Linked DNA regions of Homo sapiens: region 2 is linked to region 1. Evidence: chromatin contacts called from ENCODE Hi-C data. All regions are on one chromosome and are shown on one strand. Each heading gives the region's core, a stretch centred on a gene start or an enhancer-like site at or near the end of the contact. The rest is flanking DNA. Distances are from core to core; before and after follow the strand shown. Region 1 holds the start of PFDN4 (prefoldin subunit 4). Region 2 holds the start of PMEPA1 (prostate transmembrane protein, androgen induced 1).

Evidence for each region. A loop is a pair of places that touch in the nucleus more often than their neighbours do. Pooled maps may share reads with other maps.
Region 2: a loop to region 1 is called in a map of CD8-positive, alpha-beta T cell, with 23 times the contacts of the local background. The contact joins the promoter of PMEPA1 here to the promoter of PFDN4 in region 1. A Hi-C loop is called at or near these places in 2 of 168 maps with a recorded cell type or tissue (CD4-positive, alpha-beta T cell and CD8-positive, alpha-beta T cell) and 6 of 50 pooled maps.

What each region holds. Positions count from the first base shown.
Region 1 is chr20:54,206,710-54,211,046 of GRCh38, reverse strand. PFDN4 (prefoldin subunit 4) reads right to left here and starts at 2,960. Exons shown (of 4, transcript NM_002623.4): 1 at 2,923-2,960. The coding sequence starts at 2,946. It overlaps LOC124904937 (a long non-coding RNA gene), which reads left to right and starts at 3,006. Exons shown (of 2, transcript XR_007067669.1): 1 at 3,006-3,090; 2 at 3,991-4,101. RefSeq lists enhancers at 1,929-2,745, 2,886-3,205, 2,746-3,563 and a silencer at 2,626-2,895.
Region 2 is chr20:57,707,965-57,712,496 of GRCh38, reverse strand. PMEPA1 (prostate transmembrane protein, androgen induced 1) reads left to right here and starts at 2,482. Exons shown (of 4, transcript NM_020182.5): 1 at 2,482-3,023. The coding sequence starts at 2,915. NKILA (NF-kappaB interacting lncRNA) reads right to left here and starts at 2,314. Exons shown (of 1, transcript NR_131157.1): 1 at 1-2,314. RefSeq lists enhancers at 1-428, 3,489-4,100 and silencers at 2,081-2,200, 2,221-2,650.

The DNA of each region.
Region 1 (4,337 bases), core at 1,711-4,210:
GTGGTGTGATCTTGGCTCACTGCGACCTCTGCCTCCCAGGTTCAAGCGATTCTCGTGCCTCAGCCTCCCGAGTAGCTGGGATTATAGGCAAACGCCATCATGCCCAGCTAATTTTTGTATTCAACTTTCATCCATGCAGTAGTTTATTTAACAATTACTGTTTCCTATACGCCATGCACTGTGACAAGAGAGCCACTATCCCACTTTCATGAATACAAATGGCAAGCATACATCCTGGTGGAGGAAGAGAGCAAAAAACAAGATGAACAAGATAATGTTCAATGGTGACAAACGTGATGATGAAAATAAAACAGCTTAGGAGTAGAAAGTTTTGGGGGCCTGGGGAGTGAAGGAGGCTTCTTTAGATAAAGGTCAAAGGTAGCCTCTCTGAGGAAAGGACATTTGTATATAGGATAATGAACAGAAATCAAAGTGCAGATCTCCTTATGGTCAAGAACTGGATCTTAGAAGGCAGAACTCTAGAGAGGAGAGGACTGAATCATCTCATCTAAACACTCTCCCCAGCAAAGTCATGACCAGTTGAGAGATACGATGTGTTACAAACGTAAAGTACTCCAGATTGTACGATTTGCTTTTAATTAAACTCAAAGGGCTATCTCTCTCTGTTTCACTCTCACTCACTGGCATACACATATGTTTTCTCCTAGTGAGGGCAAAGGGGAAAAGTGTACATGCAAGCTAATCTATCGGGAATTGTTCCTAACACTGGAAACATCTACAGGAGGACACTGCATCTATCATGTGACTCTTAAAGCCTCCAAAGTTAAAGAAGCTCCTTTATATTTTGGCCACCACCTACCCCTCTATAAGTTCTTTTCCCATCATGGCTCAAACTCTCTTCCCCTGATTATCTGCCATCGGGCCTTCCTTGTATTAAATGCACTCAGAGTCTCTGCAGATACTCCTCTCTAGAATGCTTCGCTCCCTATCCAACTCTCCCTTCCTTTCCTTACATAATCTCACAGATCTCAACTTAAATGGCACTTTCCCAGGAAAGTCTTCTCTGATCTCAAAACAGACCTCATTTTGGCCCTCATTTCATAAGCACTTTTCCTTCACAGTTCTCATCAGAGAAACTAGTTTTCTGTCTGACTATCTGAGTAATGCCTGCTCTGCCCTGGAACATACGTTCTTTGGGGCTATGAGATTAAGGGGAGAAGAGCTTTCTCACTGGTCACCACAGTTGTCTCCACTTAAAACTGAGACTACGCCATATTACGTGCCCCCGAAAATTTACTGAATCAATGAAAGGAAAAAAAAAGTTGGTAATTAGAAATTTTGCAATCAAAATCCAAGGTTCAAATCATTCTTCTGCCATTTCCTCTTCTACCATTTACTTCACCTCTCTGCACTTCAGTTTCCATACCTATAAAACGGAGTGAACCACAACTAGTATCTTCCAAGGAATTAAAGGCCATACCTAACACCAGAGGGCCCAATTTAACAAACTAGAGGTGAAGTGAATCTCACAAAGTTTCATACTTTTTTGAATCACCATGGCCCTAGACCCTACTCTGGGACACAGTAAGAATTTTTGGATGGCAGAATAGTAGGGTGAGCAACACATCCTGAGTTGGCTGGGGCTTTCCCATTTTTGGCAGTCCCTCAATTTCATATAAAAGGGGGCAATGGGTCACCCTACACCAGGCACAGATGGCATAGACTATGTGGTACTGGATAGGGGCAAAGCAAAGAAGTTCTAATGTGGTCTTAAAAGTGGAATGAACGCAAATCCCTCCAGCCAAGAGATTCTCATCAAAGACCCCCTATAGCAGTTTAAAACACAGACTCCGGAGTCAGAATGCCTGTGTTTAAATGCTAGCTTTGCCTCCGCGCCTGTTTTCTCATTGTTAAATAAGGATAAAAACAGTATCTCCCTCAAAGAACATAAAATAAACAATACACGCAAAACAACTTACAGCTGTACCTAGCACACTGTAAAGCTCCCCAAATTATCAGCCGTTATCTCCTTCCCCCTCTCCAATTTTCTTTTTCTTCTATCTGACTATCTTTACACATCTGGGAAGGCTCACGGGATTAAAAACCCCACATGGAAGTTTAGCCGGCTTAGTGGTTACACAGGCGTGCTTTGAGAAAAACAAAAACAAACCTGAGTTTGAACTCCAGCTCTGCTTCTTACTAGCTGAGTCACTTTAGGGCCTCTAACTGCTCTGTGTCTAAGTTTCTCTACCTGCAAAGTGGAGAGGAACCCATTGCACTTGCTGAGTTGCGGGGAGGATAACAGATAAACGGCCGGCTGCTGGGCCCGGCACATCTTCCATTCTCAATAAATACTGGTTTTAGCCTGAAGGACTCAGGGGCATCAAGCGTGGAAATGGGCAGCTCCAGGTTGGACACAGGGTCTCTGGGGCCTGCTAATCTGGGGATGCAGGAACCTGCTGTCCCCGTTATGAGCTGCGTAACCTCGGGCAGGTGACTCCCCATCTCTGGGCCTCAGTTTCCTCACCCGTAACCACGCTCCCAGCAGCAGCTACCCATAACCAGTGAGGCTAATGCGATCATGCCGGTGCAACGCCCGAGTCAAGGCCAACCACACTCAACGGGACCTTCGGCTTCCCACACCTCAGGGGCGAGGCCGGGGCTGCAGGTTCCTCAGACTCCCCGGGGGCACCCTCGGCATCGCGGGAGGCGGACCTGCGTCCTTCGAGGCTCCCGGCCCCAGCCCCGGCGCCCCGCCTCGGCTGGCCAGGTGCCTAGGAAAACGCTCAGGGCGCCAGGCGCGAGCAGGCCTTGCCGCGGGACCGCTCTCAGGGCCTCGGCCTCGGCCTCGGGTCCCACGCCGGGCTTCGGAGCTGCGCACCCCCAGCATCCCGCGCCCGGGCCCCAGCGGCCGAGATCCGGCGCCGCCCGAGCATCCAGAGCCCCGAGCTCCCCACTCACCGCCTTCTTCATGGTGGCCGCCATCTTGGGACTGGACTACCGCAGGCGGCGGGGAGGGCCGCAATGGCGCGCTTCGCCCCCGAGCGTTCTCTCGCTCCCGGTCGGCCTAGAACTCCCCGCAAAAATACAACACTGTCTCCACATTCCGTCCTCTTGGACTTTTGGCCAGTGAGTCCAAACGGCTGGGACGTAGGGAGGAAATGTGACCTGGAAGGACTTGGTACATGCCAATTAAAGGGACAGGCAACCCCCGTGGACCGACATAAACACGGGGGTGTGGCGAACGGCTCCGGCCGCGGGCAGCAGGGGGCGCGCCCAAGGCTCAGCGCGGCGGGGCCCAGCTGGGGCAGGATCAAAGGGCTCGGGGAATTTTTCTCCATCCGTCCCACAGACTTGCATTGAGAAAGCTAACCTACCTGTAAAACAGCTAGGAACGAATGGCCTTGGCAAATAGGGTGTGAGATTTATGTGCCATGATAATTCAGGTGGTGTAAAGGAGGTACTCCTATCTTTTAATGTAATTTTTTTTTAATTTAAATTCGGGGGGTATGTGTGCCGGTTTATTACATGGATATACTGCATGGTGCTAAGGTTTGGGTTTCTAATGATCCCGTTGCCCAAGTAGTGAACATAGTACCCCACAGGTAATTTTTCAACCCCTTTCCCCTGCCTCCTTCCCCGTTTTTGGAATCCGTAGCATTTATTGTTCCCACCTTTATGTCCACGAGTACCCAGTGTTTAGCTGTCACTCATAAGTGGGAACATGAGTGGTTGGTTTTCTGTTTCTGTGTTAATTCACTTAGGATAATGATGTCCAGCTGCATCCATGTTGCTGCAAAGGACATGATTTTGTTCTTTTTTATGGCTGCATAGTATTCCATGGTGTATATGGACCACATTTTCTTTATCCTATCCACCACTGATGGGCATCTGGGTTGATTCCATGCCTTTGCTGTTGTGACTAGGCAATCCTATTAATTAATTTACAGCAATATTACTGAACAATTACTGTATATTCTGACACTTGTGTCTCCCAATTAGTAATTTTTTTTTTTTTTTTTGCCTTAGGACCTCTTTATACTCCTGGAAATTACTGAGGACTCCAAAGAACTTTTGTTTATGTGGGTTATTTATCGATATTTGCTGTATTAGAAATTAAAGCAGAATTTTTAAAATGTATTTATTAATTCATTTAAAATAATATAAAACTCCATTCCATGGTAATAAAAATCACACTTTAAAAATAACTATATTTTCTAAGACAAAAATAAATTGAGAAGATTGTCATCATTTTACATTTTCACTGATCTCTTTAATATCAGGCTTAATGGAAGGTTACATTCTCATGTCTACTTCTGCATTCAGTCTCTCCAAATACACTGTTTAGTTGCCTAGTTGTAGGTATGAAAAACCCC
Region 2 (4,532 bases), core at 1,233-3,732, 3.5 Mb before region 1:
ATAACAACTAAGATGTATCCGGCCCCTTCTCCTCTACTTGCAAGGCATCGATCCCTTCATTCCTCGCAATCACACCACGTGAAGGTGCCATGAAGCCACCCCATTTTGCAGAAGAGGAAACTGAGGTTGGAGAGGTGAAAGCACTCAGCCGAGGTCACACAGCTATGTCCCACTCATCTTTGGGTGACCCTCAGGTTCGGACCCTGAGGTCTGAACACTGCATTAAGCTCTCCAGACAGAATCAACTTCGGAACTAGCGCCAGAGACCACTAAGTCAATCCCAGGTGACACCATCAGCACTCAATAAATGGTAGCCACTGCCGGTGTCGCAGATGGATCAATGGGAGGTCAAGCGTTGTGGGTAGGTTTGGTTTCTTTAAGCCACTGAATTAACTGGTTATTTTTGCCTGCTGGCAGTGCAGCCTCCATTGTGTAAATGCCATCTCACTTCCAAGACAATCAACGTGTGACTTCTCCCAGCCAGACTAGCCAGGTCTCCCGAGACTTCCCGGAGGGCAGGGGCTGTGTCTGGAGTGGCTGAATTCCCCGGCTCAGGGTTGCAGCTCAGCCAGTTTGTTGATTGAATGAATGAAGAAATGGCTGAAAGCAGGGGTGGTAATGATGACCTCCTTCACCCTAGGAAGTGAATGGGACCCAGGTCATCTCCAGGCCCAGCCAGTATTTGCAGTGGCACCCCAAGGGATGCTGGGGGACCCCTTAGCTTTTCTCTTAAGTTGCAGCGGCCAAACTGCAGCAATATCTTCCCTGATAAAAGACACGCTGGTGGTATTGCCCCTTCCTCAAGGCAGGGGCTGAGGGCGCCCAGTTCACAGCAGGGTGCCATCTGGGGTAGACGCTGGGTATTGCCCCACTCCTGGGCCGGGGCCTGGGTCCTGACCTAGTGCTGGCTGTGGCTCCAAGAGTGAGCTTCTCCTCCCAAACAGAAGACGGTCAGTGCCTCTGAACCTCCCTCTGGGCTGGGCACGCTTGGACTCCTCCAAAGAGCTTGGACCAGCCTGAGCCACATCCCTGGGCTTGACTTCTCCAGAACAAGCCTCCTGGTCTTTCTGGGAGAGCTCTGGCAGCATCACTGTGCCTGTGCAGGGAGAGCGGGAACCCACTTCCTGCACCGGCTTTCTCTGAGTTCTTCAGGATGAATTCGCTCTGGTCTAGGTAAGTTCTACCCCGAGGCCACCTTCACTTCCCAAATTCCAGCTTTTCCTTCTCTATCCAAACTGTTACAAACACAGTAACAATAATTTTTAAAAGCTTTTTTTTTCTCTGAACACACTAAGTCCCTGCTAATTACTGAAACTCCAGGCATTACAGGAATATGTGGACACTTAAAGAATCAGGACTACGTGGGAGAGGGGGAGGCAGCTCCCCAGGGTCCTGGGTTGGCACACAGGCTCCACCACTGTGTGACTTTCAACAAGCGACTTCCTTGACCAGCTGCCCGCTCTGTAAAATGGGGAGAGTAATATTCGGCCACACTGAGTCGGTGTCAGGTTGAGTTAATATTTGGAGAGTTTCTGGCACAGGTAGGTGCTCCTTAAGTGCCTGTTAAATAAGTGAAGCTTTGAGAAAGTGTCTAAAAGGCGACACACTAAATTTTTAAGAGGCTGGAGGTGGGCCAGGGAGGGGAGGTCTCTTATGTAATATTTTAATATCTTTTTAAACCTGAAGAATGTGTTCTTGTAGCACTCCTGTAATTAAAACTTAATGAACTAAAAGTACACCCCTCCTGCTCATACCCCTTTTGAACTCCGCAGCCGCGCCCCCCAGCCGGAGGCCCCTTGGGCAGCAGACAATGGGTGTGGATTCGCCCCAGGTCCCGCCGGCTGGGGCGGCGACAATACACCAGTCCCCGACAGCTATTTACATGACAAGGGCTTCCGGGCGTGTCTACGCGAGTTCCCGTCTTTCCTGGTCGTCCTCCTTGGGTTCGGGTGAAAGCGCTTGGGGGTTCAGTGGGCCATGATCCCCGAGCTGCTGGAGAACTGAAGGCGGACAGTCTCCTGCGAAACCAGGCAATGGGTGATCCATCTTGGGGGCTTCCTCCCCCTTTCTCCAATTTCTCTTCCCTGAGCCCCCAGGGACCTTGTGCTCCTCAGAAGATAGGCTAGCCCCAAGAGCCTGGGTCAAGGACCCCAGGGACGGGGGCGAGGGGAGGGCGCACCAGCAACCCGCCCGGGTGCGGCTGGCACCGAGTTCGGCTCCCCGGCCCCGGGCGTGCGCCGGGCAGGCGTTCCAAGCTGACCGCCGTTGGGGAGAGGGCACAGCGCCCCTCCTCCGTTGCGCGGGTGCCGGGTCTACGTGGGCCGCCTAGCTCTGGCCCTTTAAGAGCCCGCCCCGTTTCCCGTCACCCCGCCCCCCGGCTCGGGGAGGGGGTGCGGGGGAACCTCGGCGGGGATTGGCGCAGCGCGCGCCCCCTCCCCGGCCCCCGCGCGGTGGGAACCGGCAGCCCCGTCTAGCGCTGACGTCAGACCGTCTGCCTGCCTCCGACCGCGGTCTCGGAGCGAAACCCGATCTCCTTGGACTTGAATGAGGAGGAGGAGGCGGCGGCGGCGGCGGCGGCGGAGGCGCTCGGCTGGGGAAAGCTAGCGGCAGAGGCTCAGCCCCGGCGGCAGCGCGCGCCCCGCTGCCAGCCCATTTTCCGGACGCCACCCGCGGGCACTGCCGACGCCCCCGGGGCTGCCGAGGGGAGGCCGGGGGGGCGCAGCGGAGCGCGGTCCCGCGCACTGAGCCCCGCGGCGCCCCGGGAACTTGGCGGCGACCCGAGCCCGGCGAGCCGGGGCGCGCCTCCCCCGCCGCGCGCCTCCTGCATGCGGGGCCCCAGCTCCGGGCGCCGGCCGGAGCCCCCCCCGGCCGCCCCCGAGCCCCCCGCGCCCCGCGCCGCGCCGCCGCGCCGTCCATGCACCGCTTGATGGGGGTCAACAGCACCGCCGCCGCCGCCGCCGGGCAGCCCAATGTCTCCTGCACGTGCAACTGCAAACGCTCTTTGTTCCAGAGCATGGAGATCAGTGAGTGACCCCACGCCCCCCTCCCCGGAGACTCCATCGGGCTCGGACCCTATGTCGGGGCACAGCTGCGAGCGGGGGTCCGGGCCCTGCGCGCCCCCTCGGACCGAACGCCCTGCGCCCGGGCAGCGCCCGCCGCGCCCCGGGCGCGCCCTCCCGGCTCGCGGCAGCTGGCGGCCGGCCCGGCTTTGTCCCGCGGCGCTGCGAGCCTGGCACGGCCCCCGCTGTCCGCGCCCCGCCCGCCCGGACTCGGACCCGGGGCTCAGCGGCGGCGCACGGCGCGGGAGGGTTGGGGCGGGCGGATCCGTGAAGTTTCCATTTTATTTCCCTGAGGGCAGTCGCGATGGAGCATTTAGGCCGGCTCTTTATCAACTTTGGGCGGGGGTGGAGGGGCGTGTGAGACACTGTCTGGTCTGCGAGGTGTCTGGGGCTCCGGGCGTGTGTCTGGAGTGTTCGCGGCGCTGTGTCTCGGGCTCTGAGTGGATGTCCGTGCGTCTGTGGAGTGTGCGTGGCTGCGTGGCTCTGTCTGGGTCTTCGGCGTCTCTCGGGGTGTCTGGGGGTCTGAGTCGCGGTCTTGCCCAAGAGTGCGTGTCACCGAGTCTTCCTGCCTCTCTCTGTGTGTCTTTCCCGTGTCCGGGCCGGGGTGCCTTTCTTGAGCGTGTCCATCTTTCTGGGGGTCTGGTCTGGTTGGGCCGGATCTGGGGACCGTGTGTGTCCAGGTGTCTGAATCCAGGGCTCAGCTCTGGCCCGTCTGGCCCAGCGTGGATCTTGAATGTGTGTGTGTCATTGTGCCAGTGTCTGTGTCCCCGACGCACCTATAAATAGCCTCTGTCTGGACAGCTTGGTTCAGTCTGGCTGAGACCATGGTTACAAAGGAGTCAAAGTTTGGGGCTGTTTGTGTTTGGGACTGCCTGGCCCTAAATAAGGGATCAGTGGACCAACGGTGGGGAGTGGGGTTTTGAACCTTGTCGCTAACGCAGCCGCCTGGGCACCCAAAAGTTCAGATAAGTAAGTCTCTACCTCCTGCACACACAGCCCACCTAGGTGGACATTTGGTTGAGTGGAGAATTGAACCACTACCTCCCGGGTTCTGGCTTCTAGCTTCTAGCCTACACCTTGTCCCCCAGCCCACCTTTTCGGGGACCTTTTGCTTCCCTGAGCTTTAGTTTCCCCATCCCCACCCTGAAGAAGCACGCCAGGTGAAGGGGCACACAGTCCTTCCCTGCTGGGGGCCAGGCTGCCCCTAGCTGGGGCCCGGAGCTGAGAAGCAGCCGCTGTGGAATGAAGGCAGTGTCTGGGCGGCTCATAAGCAAGTGTCCGCAGGCGGCTGCCAGTTTGTGGCCCCTGAGCCTATACAGTGAGCTTCAAGTGGTAAAAATAACCAGGCTGGCCGGGCTTTGGTGGTGGGTCCTTCCATCCATCCACCTCTCCACACTCCCTCCCAGCCTGGAATGGAAAGCTCTCCCCCTACCCCACCTTAGCTGGCCTGTGCCAGACTAGCGAGGTGCCAGG